Regions from separate parts of the Homo sapiens genome. Here region 1 is linked to region 2. The links are chromatin contacts, found by Hi-C or POLR2A ChIA-PET in ENCODE. All regions are on one chromosome and are shown on one strand. Each heading gives the region's core, a stretch centred on a gene start or an enhancer-like site at or near the end of the contact. The rest is flanking DNA. Distances are from core to core; before and after follow the strand shown.

Region 1 (5,428 bases), core at 220-2,719, 130 kb after region 2:
ACCATTCAACCCACTACACTCATATTGGTCACTCACATTGAGAATCAGATGTTTTGTGATGATATTACATTAAGTTGACATTAATTTCCCTTTACGTATTTTGTGAGTTTATGGTAACATCCCTGTGAATAACTAACCAGAATTAAAAAGTGCTCTGTAAACTCTATACAACATTAGATATAGAAAATTATTTTCATGCCTATTGCATTATAAAGCTCTTGAAGCCTAATACTAGCATGCCTTTTATTAAAAGTAAGAGAGACTATAACTGTAAAATAATTAATTCTAACTTGTAGTTTCTATCTGTTGTATTTTATATTACTTGCTTCAATAATTTTTTAAGATTCTGGAGGTTTACCTACATGCTTATATGCCATCCTTCTCCCTAATCTTCTCCCTAATCTTAAAAATAGGTTTTATGTAATGAGAAACATTGTAGAATAGAAAGCACATATTCTTGGTTTGCATAGAGACAAAAGAAATCTGACTTCCTCTAATGACAAGTCAATTTATTATTTTATGTATATATGTATGTGTGTTCGTATTTTAATAAATAAATGTGTTGTTTCATATATTTAAAATATATATTTATATTTTTTTACATGTAAATGAATGAAATGGCATATATATGCTATCATACTGTGTTTTGAATATATTTCTGTTATTTACAAATAACATTTATTTACAATATTCATTTCTATGGTATTTATTTGTCATTCCTCTCCTTCAAGTCTTCTTAGTGGTGTTTCAGTACTCAAAAATGAGGGCATCCAGCCTGGCCAATATGGTGAAACCCCTTCTCTACTAAAAATACAAAAATTAGCCAGGTGTGGTGGCACACACCTGTAGTCACAGCTACTCAGGAGGCTGAGGCAGGAGAATCGATTGAACCTGGGAGGCAGAGGTTGCAATGAGCCAAGATCAGGCCACAGCACTCCAGCCTGGGCAGCAGAGTGAGACTCTGTCAAACAAAACACCAAAATGAGCACAGACATCTTACGAAGTATCTCTTTGAAGGATACTGTCAAATTTTTATCCCACAGAAAGTCAGTTTAGTTAATACTATGTAAGTTTATCTTAAGTTAGTCTATGGAAGTGTGAAGTATCTGAGGTGTCAAACAATAACCAAAATGGATAGCTATCATAGAACACAATTCCGGCATATCGCTGTAATTTGTGGAGCAGCAATTTTTTTGTTCACTGAAATCTTTTAAAATACTTTCTAAAAACTATTGCACTTTACTCATAGTCTGTGTCATTGTTTCTCAGCTTTTACAGAGAGAAACCAGACATCAGAGAGGAAATGGTTTATCCATGCTATAATCACTGTATTTGCAATCATCTGTTTTTAATCTTTTCCACATCAGGATCACATAAGGAAAGGGAAAGTTTCCATCTCTTCCTGATTCTAGCGTGAAGTGAACCATCTAAAAATAGCCTCACTGTTACCTCATGTATTTCCCTTTTCATTTTACCCCAAAATCCACACATCACTGGTCATACCCTTGAGTCATGTTTGTAAACACTAGAAAGCTCTTTCTTTTCTTTGCCCTCACGCAATTGCTCCACAATGTGAACTTTTGGTTTATTTTGATGTTGAATAATCACGAGTGAATAATTGTGAACAGTGCTGGACAAGAAATAACAAGCTGATTAATTTAGCTGAATAGAGGGAAAAAAAGAAGAGATTGGTGATAAAAGCTTTCTCAAGTTTCAAACAAGAAATTATTTACATACATATGGGATTTTCAGTGAAATGTAATTGTATTTATCATAATAGTTTATGAAGCAAATGCTTTCATATACATTAAATCCTTTGTTCTCCTAGATTTTTATTCATAAGTGGTGTTGAGAGAGTTGATCAACATAAAATTCATGACATTCCAGAAGCAAAAAGAGCAGTGAAAGTTCAATGAAAAGTGTATTTTTCTCTGAATGTAAGCCTGTATGATAAAGTACTTGTTTTCTTCTAATGTAAACTACTGAGGTCTTTATACATTTTATCATTTAATCCTCTCAGCAATCCTATGAGAAAGGCGATGGTATTAGCTTTATTTTACAGAGGTAGAAAAATGAATTGCTGAGAAATAAGAAACAGATGAAATAGAGATGAGATGGGATTGGGAGCCTGCTATGTCAGGGATAGTGAATAATCTAGTCTGTGTTTGTTCGTTCCTCATTATCTCTGCGTTGCCTGTAGGGGAGTATCACTGTACACTGCAGCCACCAAAAATAATTTGTTTCTTGTTGAGCTGTGGTGTCTAATTAGTTTGTCTCAGGTCATCCAGCTAGCAAGTTTTAGGGTGTCTGTCTTAGAGCTGGGCCTTTCACGCTGCACAACCCAGGCCCACAATCGTGCAGCACCTTCCTGCCTTTATCATACTTTTCTATAATATCTATTTATCTTTTCTGTTGATTTATAAACTCCAAATCTTCAAGGACAGCCTATCTCTTATGCTTAGAACATAACTCACTGATAATTGTTGGCTGAATTAACAAATACTCTGAGGAAATTGTCCAGGTGTACTGCAAAGTCTCACCTTGTATTTTTTCCTGGCATTTATCACAGTTTTAAGCACAAAGGGTTATTTGATTGCTATCTCTCGCCCAACAGGCTATAAATCCCATAACAACAAAAACCATGAATGTTTTACTCACTGTTATGTCCCCACTTCTAACATGGAACCTAGTCGACCACTATTGATTGCTGTGGAATGGATCAACGAGATGACAAGAGTAGTTAAAAAGAACTTAAGATTCTAGTGACAGTATCCCCAAAACTTCCCCTTTCCAGGAATTTTCCTCTCTAATGTTCTTATCTCTCTTCCCTTTCTTTATCCTCTTTTGTTTTCCTTACTTTTTTCCTTCCATCTCTTTTCTTCTCTTTACTGGCATTTATTTATTAAACATTTGCATAGCACTTAATATGTAGTAAGCACTGTTTTAAGCACTGTAAAGTATTAATTTATTTAATTCTAATAGCAACCCTATGAGATAGGTATTATTTATATCATCCACATTTTAAATCTGAGATGGAAACATTGACTTAAGAAACATGTCCAAGGCCATGGAGCTTGCATTTGGACTCAGGCATCTGGTCCCAGAATCTGTGCTTCTCCCACTATGATATTCTGCTTCTTATTTATTCTGCTCTCCCTGAAGATGCACATAATGGAAATGAGGTCTCTTCACTGCATCTCTCCATATTGATTTATGTTCTCCAGTTTAAATTTAATTTTGGGGGTGCTTACCCCAGTGAGTTAGCCTGCTTTGGTGCAGAGACAAACCAACCTCGAATCTCCGTAGCTGACTGCGAACACGTATTTCTTGGCCACTTACATGCCAGCAGTCATAAATCACCCGTGGAGGCTCTGTTCTATTTCTCTTCTCATTCTGGCGGGAATGTATAACCAGCTTACCAGGAAGGGAGCTAATACATGGAAACCATCATACAATTTGCCACGACCATTAACTAAGCCCTTGGTACATCTGTACAGTCCTCTCTTGGCCGTTACATGTAATAGCAATGCTCTGAGGCCAAAGGTTCAACTTCTGTTCACAAAAAGAAGACAAAAAGCTGATTCAGAGTAACTCAAATATTTTTGTATACATAAAATGAATGAAGTTTTGGCTGGTACTTTTTAACACTTTGGTGGAGATGATACAGGTAAAAATCCAGTAACAGGATTCTTCTCTGCATCATCAGATTCCTTTTTTACTCCTAAGGGTTAAAAAAACTTTCACATGGTTATAAATTCTCTGAACCCATAATTTTTTTTCTCTAGCAGCTTCTTCAACATAATTTTGCTCAGTTCAGTTTATCAATAATTTTTCAAATGCCTGCTGTGGAGCTAGCCTTGTGCCAAGAATTAACATAACAATAGTGAGTTTGTTTTCAATTTCTTTGAAATTAATGAACTTCCTGAGAACAGGGTCGTGATTCATCCTAGCAAGGAGTACATTGCTGGCACACAGTAGACACCTAGTGAACACTGAATTATGGTCAGACCAACTGAATCAATGAAAACTGAAAATTTCCAAATTCATCTTTCCATCTTTCCCATAGGAACTTCTACTTGCAGAAAAGTGGGCTAAAATGAACAAGCTCCCCTTTCCAAAGATTGATCCTTATGTGTTTGATCGGGAAGGGCTGAAGGAGTGCTATGTCTTTAAACCCAAGAATCCTGATATGGAGAAAGATTGCCCAACCATCATCCACTTTGTTCTGGCCAACATCAACTTCAGAAAGTACAGGGCTCCAGGTAAGTAGGGAGTAAGCTGTATTCCATAAAATAGAAATTAAGTAGGGGACGAAACTGACATTAAACTGTTTCACTCTGTCACTGCTGTACCAGCTATTACACTATTGAATGCTTCCCTTACCTTGATAAATAGATACTATTCTGAGACCTCAAGTACTTCTCCTCTTTCTTACCCCAAGATCCCCTGACTTGCTCACAGTTCAGAAACTGCAAAGTCAACAACCAGTTTAGCAAAAATCTCTGGGACTTTACTTCAATACTTTGAATTATGTTTGTTCTGATTGATTTTTAATCAAATATTTTGACTATCACCCTTGTAAGAAAGCCCTTATTTCAGAAAAATCATGCAAATTTCTGGGAATTTTACGTGACTACAAGATTAACGTAATCTAGCAGTACACAATGGCTAGCAGTTTCAGTTTGCCATGTTGTATTTCACAGAAAACAAGAATCAAGTTTGAGGCATAGTCTTTTTTGTTTTGTTTTATTTTTTTAACCATATCCAGAGGGGTCTCTCGACTCTTGTGTATCCTGGAAAATGTTGATTAACCAAAGGAGATCTAAAGATTTACATGCAGGGTGCTTAAGGCTCCAAAAACCATATTTTAGGACCAGAAAATGTGTTTTCCATTTTATAAATGGAAAGACACAAAAAATAGGGAGGATGAGTAATGGGAATATGCTGAGAAAAATGGTGTTTTTCTAGATTTCTCAGGAAGACAAAGAAAGAATTGATAGGAGTGAAGATTATTGTGAAGCATATAGTTCAGCATAGGAGAAGGTGGAAATCTGACATTTTTAGTTATCAGACACTAGAGCACATGAAACCCAGTGAATTTTCTATCACTGTGAATTCTCAAGGAGAGGCTCACTGAGCAGTTGGCATGTGTAGGGGATTTCCATGGCATAAAGACAGCCACATAATGTTTTAGTTTGGGTTCTCCCAGAAACTAATTCTGAGAAAAGGACTCAAGTGCAAATAGTTTATTTAGATGAGCTGGGGAACACTCTAGTTTATTAGTAAGGAAATGGGGAAGTGGTAAAGGGAAGGAAGGCAGACAACAAAGTTGCATTAGCAAGCCGGCTACCACAATGGGAACTTGATCCGCTGGGAAAGACTACAAAATGGAATAGACCTGTGTCCCACAATCATGCTTCCCACACGC
Region 2 (4,855 bases), core at 918-3,417:
ATCATCAATTTATTCCTCTTAAAGATCATAGTAATTCCATATTTTAAACTGTCAGATCAATCTCACCGGCTGCCTGAAATAGTCATTGCTTTCATTGAAAAGCAAAGCAAGCTATAAATGCTGATAATTTTATCCAGTAATAAAATGGCTCTCATTAAACATTTAAGCCAGTTTGATGGTTTTCCTGAGTGTTTTCCCTGAACTGTTTACCTTAGAAAAAAGATATGGCTTTCCATGCTGTGGAAAACTTGACTGACTCTGTCACTTAAAAAAGGCAGCAATGGCAGCAATTAAAGAGGGAGTGGAACCCTCAACAAAACACAAATACTACCTTGGGGAGCATATTTGCAAAATGTCCAGTCTAGAGAGAAAAGATGTAGAAGTAATGCTGTTGTCAAAACACACTTCTTTTCCTAGCATTTTGTGCCACCTTGTTGCATATATTTATAACCTGTTAACAGTAAGTACATCACCATTGTCAGTCTCTTTTAAGTAGAAGTCAGAACATTATTCTTCTATATTTTCTGAAAATGCACATCATATATTTAACACCTATCAATGTGATATTATTTCATAATGGTCTGTGTGGGAAGAGGAATTTTTTAAACAATCTAATATTTGAAAGTAAACAATTTATAACTATGATTCAAACCTAGAAAATTACAAAAGATGAAAGTGATTCTTTTTGAGCTTTATTGGACCAATCCCAAGGAGAAATTCAGTTATTTGTTTTCCTCAAATTCATATCTTGGATCTACTCTGTCCTTCCAAACAGTAACTTGGTAACTTAAGATTTTAGCCAAACTAAAATTATATATATGTTATTTTAATTTTGGCTATATTTCCTTTTTAGCCCCAGTGCATGTGGGGGGCAGGGTGGGGCAGGGAGGATGCCAGTAGGGTATAAAGAAAGAGTACCTGGTTGAAAGTGAAGAGGTATGTTCAGTTTCAGCTGTTCCCCTTACTGGGTAACTTGGTGAGGTTTATTTATATCTTAAAGCCTCAGCTTACAAATTTGTACAATGAAATACTTTCTAGGTGGTGATTATGAATATTTCCTCCTTCTCCAAAATTTCTTGACCTTAAAATATGGCCAGAATGGCCACTTGTTTTTGACCACCAAGAGGTGAAAGAATGGAAAATAACAGCAAACCAGAGTGGTCAAGGAATGAAAACTAGAACACTGGCTTGGGAGTGAGGAGACATTCTTGCTTTGTTTGTAATGCATTATGTGAAACTGGGCTGGCCAGTTTCCTGATCCTTAAGATGGACAGGTTTATCTGGATTAGTACTTCCCAAATGTGAAGTGGTTAGACGTTATCCTTGTGCTTCGTTTATGTAGAATGTGTGTATGTATATGTTGGTGAGGGGTTGCGGGGAGCTTTTTAAATAATCAGATGAGGGTAGCTGCTCCATCTTAAAGGAGCTATGCTCTCTCCTTTATAATCTTCACCATCCTAGTTGAGATGCATATCATATCTTTTTTTTTTTTTTTTTGAGATGGAGTCTCTCTCTGTTGCCCAAGCTGAAGGGCAGTGGCGTGATCTCGGCTCACTGCAACCTCCGCCTCCCGGTTTCAAGCAATTCTCCTGCCTCAGCCTCCTGAATAGCTGAGGTTACAGACACCCACCACCACACCTGGCTAATTTTTTGTATTTTAGTAGAGACAGGGTTTCACAGTGTTGCCCAGGCTGGTCTCAAATTCCTGAGCTCAGACAATTCACCTGCTTTGGCCTCCCAAAGGGCTAGGATTACAGGTGTGAGCCACTGCGCCCGGCTGCATATCATGTCTTATATCACATCTGGACTTCTCTGGCCGATTTTCTCCCTCCCTCCTACAGCACCACTTTTCTCCACTAACAATTGTATGCTGCTTTGTTTAACTGCTGTGTTTATGTCATTAAAACCTGTTACGGGCTGAAATATGCCCCCTCCAAATGCATACATTGGAACCTAAATCCCAGTACCTCAGAATGTAAAAGTATTTGGGGATAAGTCCTCATTAAATTGAAAGGAGGCTGGTAGGGCATGTCCTAATCCAATTTGACTAGTGTCCTTAAAAGAAGAGGGAATTTGAACACACACAGACACCAGGCACTCTGTGCACAGGGGAAAGAGCATGTGAGGACACAGCGAAAAGCAGCTATCTGCAAGCCCAGGAGAGAGGTCTCAGGAGAAACCAAAGCTGCCAAACTTTGATCTTGGACTTCCAACCTCCAGAACTGTAAGAAAATAAATTCCCATTGTTTAAGCCACTCGGTCTGTGATACTTTGTTATGGCAACCCTCGTAAACTAACACAAAGTGCCACTTTCATCATGCCACCTCCCTGCTAAGACTCGAATAACTCTATTGCTTATTGTATAATTTCTCAGAAACTCTGCCTGTGCTTCAGGGTCTTTTGTAGAGTGAAAAAATGACATAGAAAGGGGATTCTAGGGCCAGCTCAGCCCATGTTAACCCAGATGACCTGGGAACTTTTTTATTCTTCTTGAGACAGTTATTCTTTTGTAGAGATTGGTTGTGGGAGTCTACCTTAGTTTGTGTTGTCAGTTAAACAAATTACTTACCTTTCCAAATCTGTTTTTTTTAATCTCAAAAGTAGTGATAATAATCCCTATCTTGTTATAAAGATTAAATGAGATGGTATATATAAATCACTTAAAGTATCTTGTACTTGGGAAATGTTTAACAAGTGTGGATTTTCAAAATTAAGTGTTCATATTAGCAACTGCTAAGATATATTCCAGTTTCACATTCTAGATTCTATAAATGTAATCTACTTCCTTTTGATTGTTTCTTAAGACAAGAGCACATTTATGATCTAGACAGTTTTCTCCAGTACATCATGCAAATCCCCCAGTTTGCTTATTCATCCTTCAGTCAATAGTAATTGAATTATCACTCCGGGCCCAACAGGAATACAGGGAGAAGACAGAACTTCCTTTGTGCTGCTCACAGCTATGGAAGACTGACACGTGTATAATGGTAGTCTAGTATACAATATTGTGATAAGAGATTTCAAGGAAAGGTACAAGGGTCCTAATCTAGTAGATAAATTAAGAGATGACTGACTTTAGAGAGTGAATTTATGCAGAACCCTGAATGACAGGCGGACATGATCCTGCAGAGGTGTGGGTAAGGAAAGCACCAGTTGAGAGCCTGAGGAGGATGGAGTATCTCCAACGTCATGGCCTTTTCCTAGAGGAAATGTTTCCACTTCCTCTTACTATAGATCTAAGCTCTTTCACGTTTTCAAATGTCAGATCAGTTACCATTTTCTCTGAAGCCGTTTCTACTTTAAACCACTGGAATCTCTCTCTTCTCTGAAACTCTAGTAGGTATTTCATATATACTTGTCTATGTAATTATAATGAGATTTGAAGAATACAAATTTGATAGATTAAGAAGCTGTGACTTAGGAATACAAATGGAGAGGGAAATCTTAAAAGGAACAGTATGGATATCAGCCATATGGCACCACCTGTTACTACTGTGGGACTTAGTGGCAAGTTCCATACCATTGGGTTCCAGGCTCAAGAAACAGACATAGTTAATTATTCTGTGCCTTTGTGTCTGGAGGCATGCTGTTACATTTCCTTGGGAACAGGGAGGTGTTCCTGTCGTAAACTGAGAGTATGGTTTGAGAGACATTTTTAATATAAAGCATCTCATTTACCCATCTGAATTCCTATTGTTTCTTTATTCCTTTGTGCCGGTTGGCAATATCAAACTCTTTGTATAGCCTTAGTTTACAAAAAAAGCACCATCAAATTCACTTAAAAGCTTAAAACTTTAGTGATGTCTTAGTAACTATATATCATTATAAGAATGATGATGATGGAAACATAGTAATATAATGCTCTCTTTGCTTTTAGAATATGCTTCCATATCCAGTATAGTGGAGAAAGCTTTGAATTTGGCAGCGGACAAGTTAGTGTCCAAATGTGTTCTACTTTTAAAAATGTTAATGGATCAAAAAATCAGTGTTTCTATTAAAAATTTATTGTTATCCTTCAGGTATATACCCAGTAATGGGATGGCTGGGTCAAATGGTATTTCTAGTTCTAGATCCCTGTTGGGGGAGCAGGGAGGGATAGCATTAGGAGATATACCTAATGTTAAATGACGAGTTAATGGGTGCAGCACACCAACATGGCACATGTATACATATTTAACAAATCTGCACGTTGTGCACATGTACCCTAAAACTTAAAGTATAATAAAAAAAATTTATTGTTGTATATGAAAATGTACTTGGTGTTTATAAAAGGTGCTCAATAAATTTGCCTACTTGAATTTCTTAGAAATCTCTATAGAGGCCAGGTGCAGTGGCTCACACCTGTAATCCCCTCACTTTGGGAGGCCAAGGCCACACCTGATCACACTGTAATCCCCCAACTTTGGGAGGCCAAGGCAGGTGGATCACTTGAGGTCAGGAGTTTGAGATCAGCCTGGCCAACATGGTGAAAACCCATGTCTACTAAAAATACAAAAATTAGCTGAGCATGATGGTGGGTGCCTGTAGTCCATGCTAGTCGGGAGGCTGAGGCCCCAGAATTGCTTGAACCCAGGAGGCGGAGGTTGCAGTGAGCCAAGATTGCACTACACTCCATCCTGGGTGACAGAGTGAGACTCCATCAAAAAAACAAAACAAACAAACAAACAAAAACTCTCTATAGAATTAAATACTTGTGACTTGCATGAGTTGAGGCAGTTTGAGGGGGATCATCACCAGTTTCATAAACAATGATAATAATAATGATTATTTTGTACATTTATGGCCTTCTAGGTACTGTGCTTGGTGATTTACATATATTTTCTTATTTCATCCTCCCACTGTCTCTGTGAGGATT

Evidence for each region. Hi-C counts contacts between places; a loop is a spot of excess contacts on that map. ChIA-PET counts read pairs that join two places held with the same protein, here RNA polymerase II (POLR2A). Pooled maps may share reads with other maps.
Region 1: a map of A673 shows a loop between it and region 2 (2.5-fold over the local background). The contact joins two enhancer-like sites. A Hi-C loop is called at or near these places in 4 of 168 maps with a recorded cell type or tissue (A673, Calu3, endothelial cell of umbilical vein and 1 more), 3 of 37 single-sample maps with no recorded cell type and 4 of 50 pooled maps. POLR2A ChIA-PET finds 5 or more read pairs at or near these places in 1 of 52 experiments (SK-N-SH).

What each region holds. Positions count from the first base shown.
Region 1 is chr1:186,973,527-186,978,954 of GRCh38, forward strand. PLA2G4A (phospholipase A2 group IVA) reads left to right here. Exons shown (of 18, transcript NM_024420.3): 16 at 4,067-4,262. Among named protein-coding and RNA genes, the nearest start is that of LINC01036, 120 kb to the right of the region's middle. Within about 2 kb of position 1,470, at least 4 of the 41 ENCODE cell types and tissues checked have a DNase peak (open chromatin) inside an H3K27ac peak, as active enhancers do; they include A673, where a contact is called at or near this core.
Region 2 is chr1:186,840,564-186,845,418 of GRCh38, forward strand. All of the region lies in intron 1 of PLA2G4A (phospholipase A2 group IVA), which reads left to right. Among named protein-coding and RNA genes, the nearest start is that of PLA2G4A, 14 kb to the left of the region's middle. Within about 2 kb of position 2,168, at least 3 of the 41 ENCODE cell types and tissues checked have a DNase peak (open chromatin) inside an H3K27ac peak, as active enhancers do; they include A673, where a contact is called at or near this core.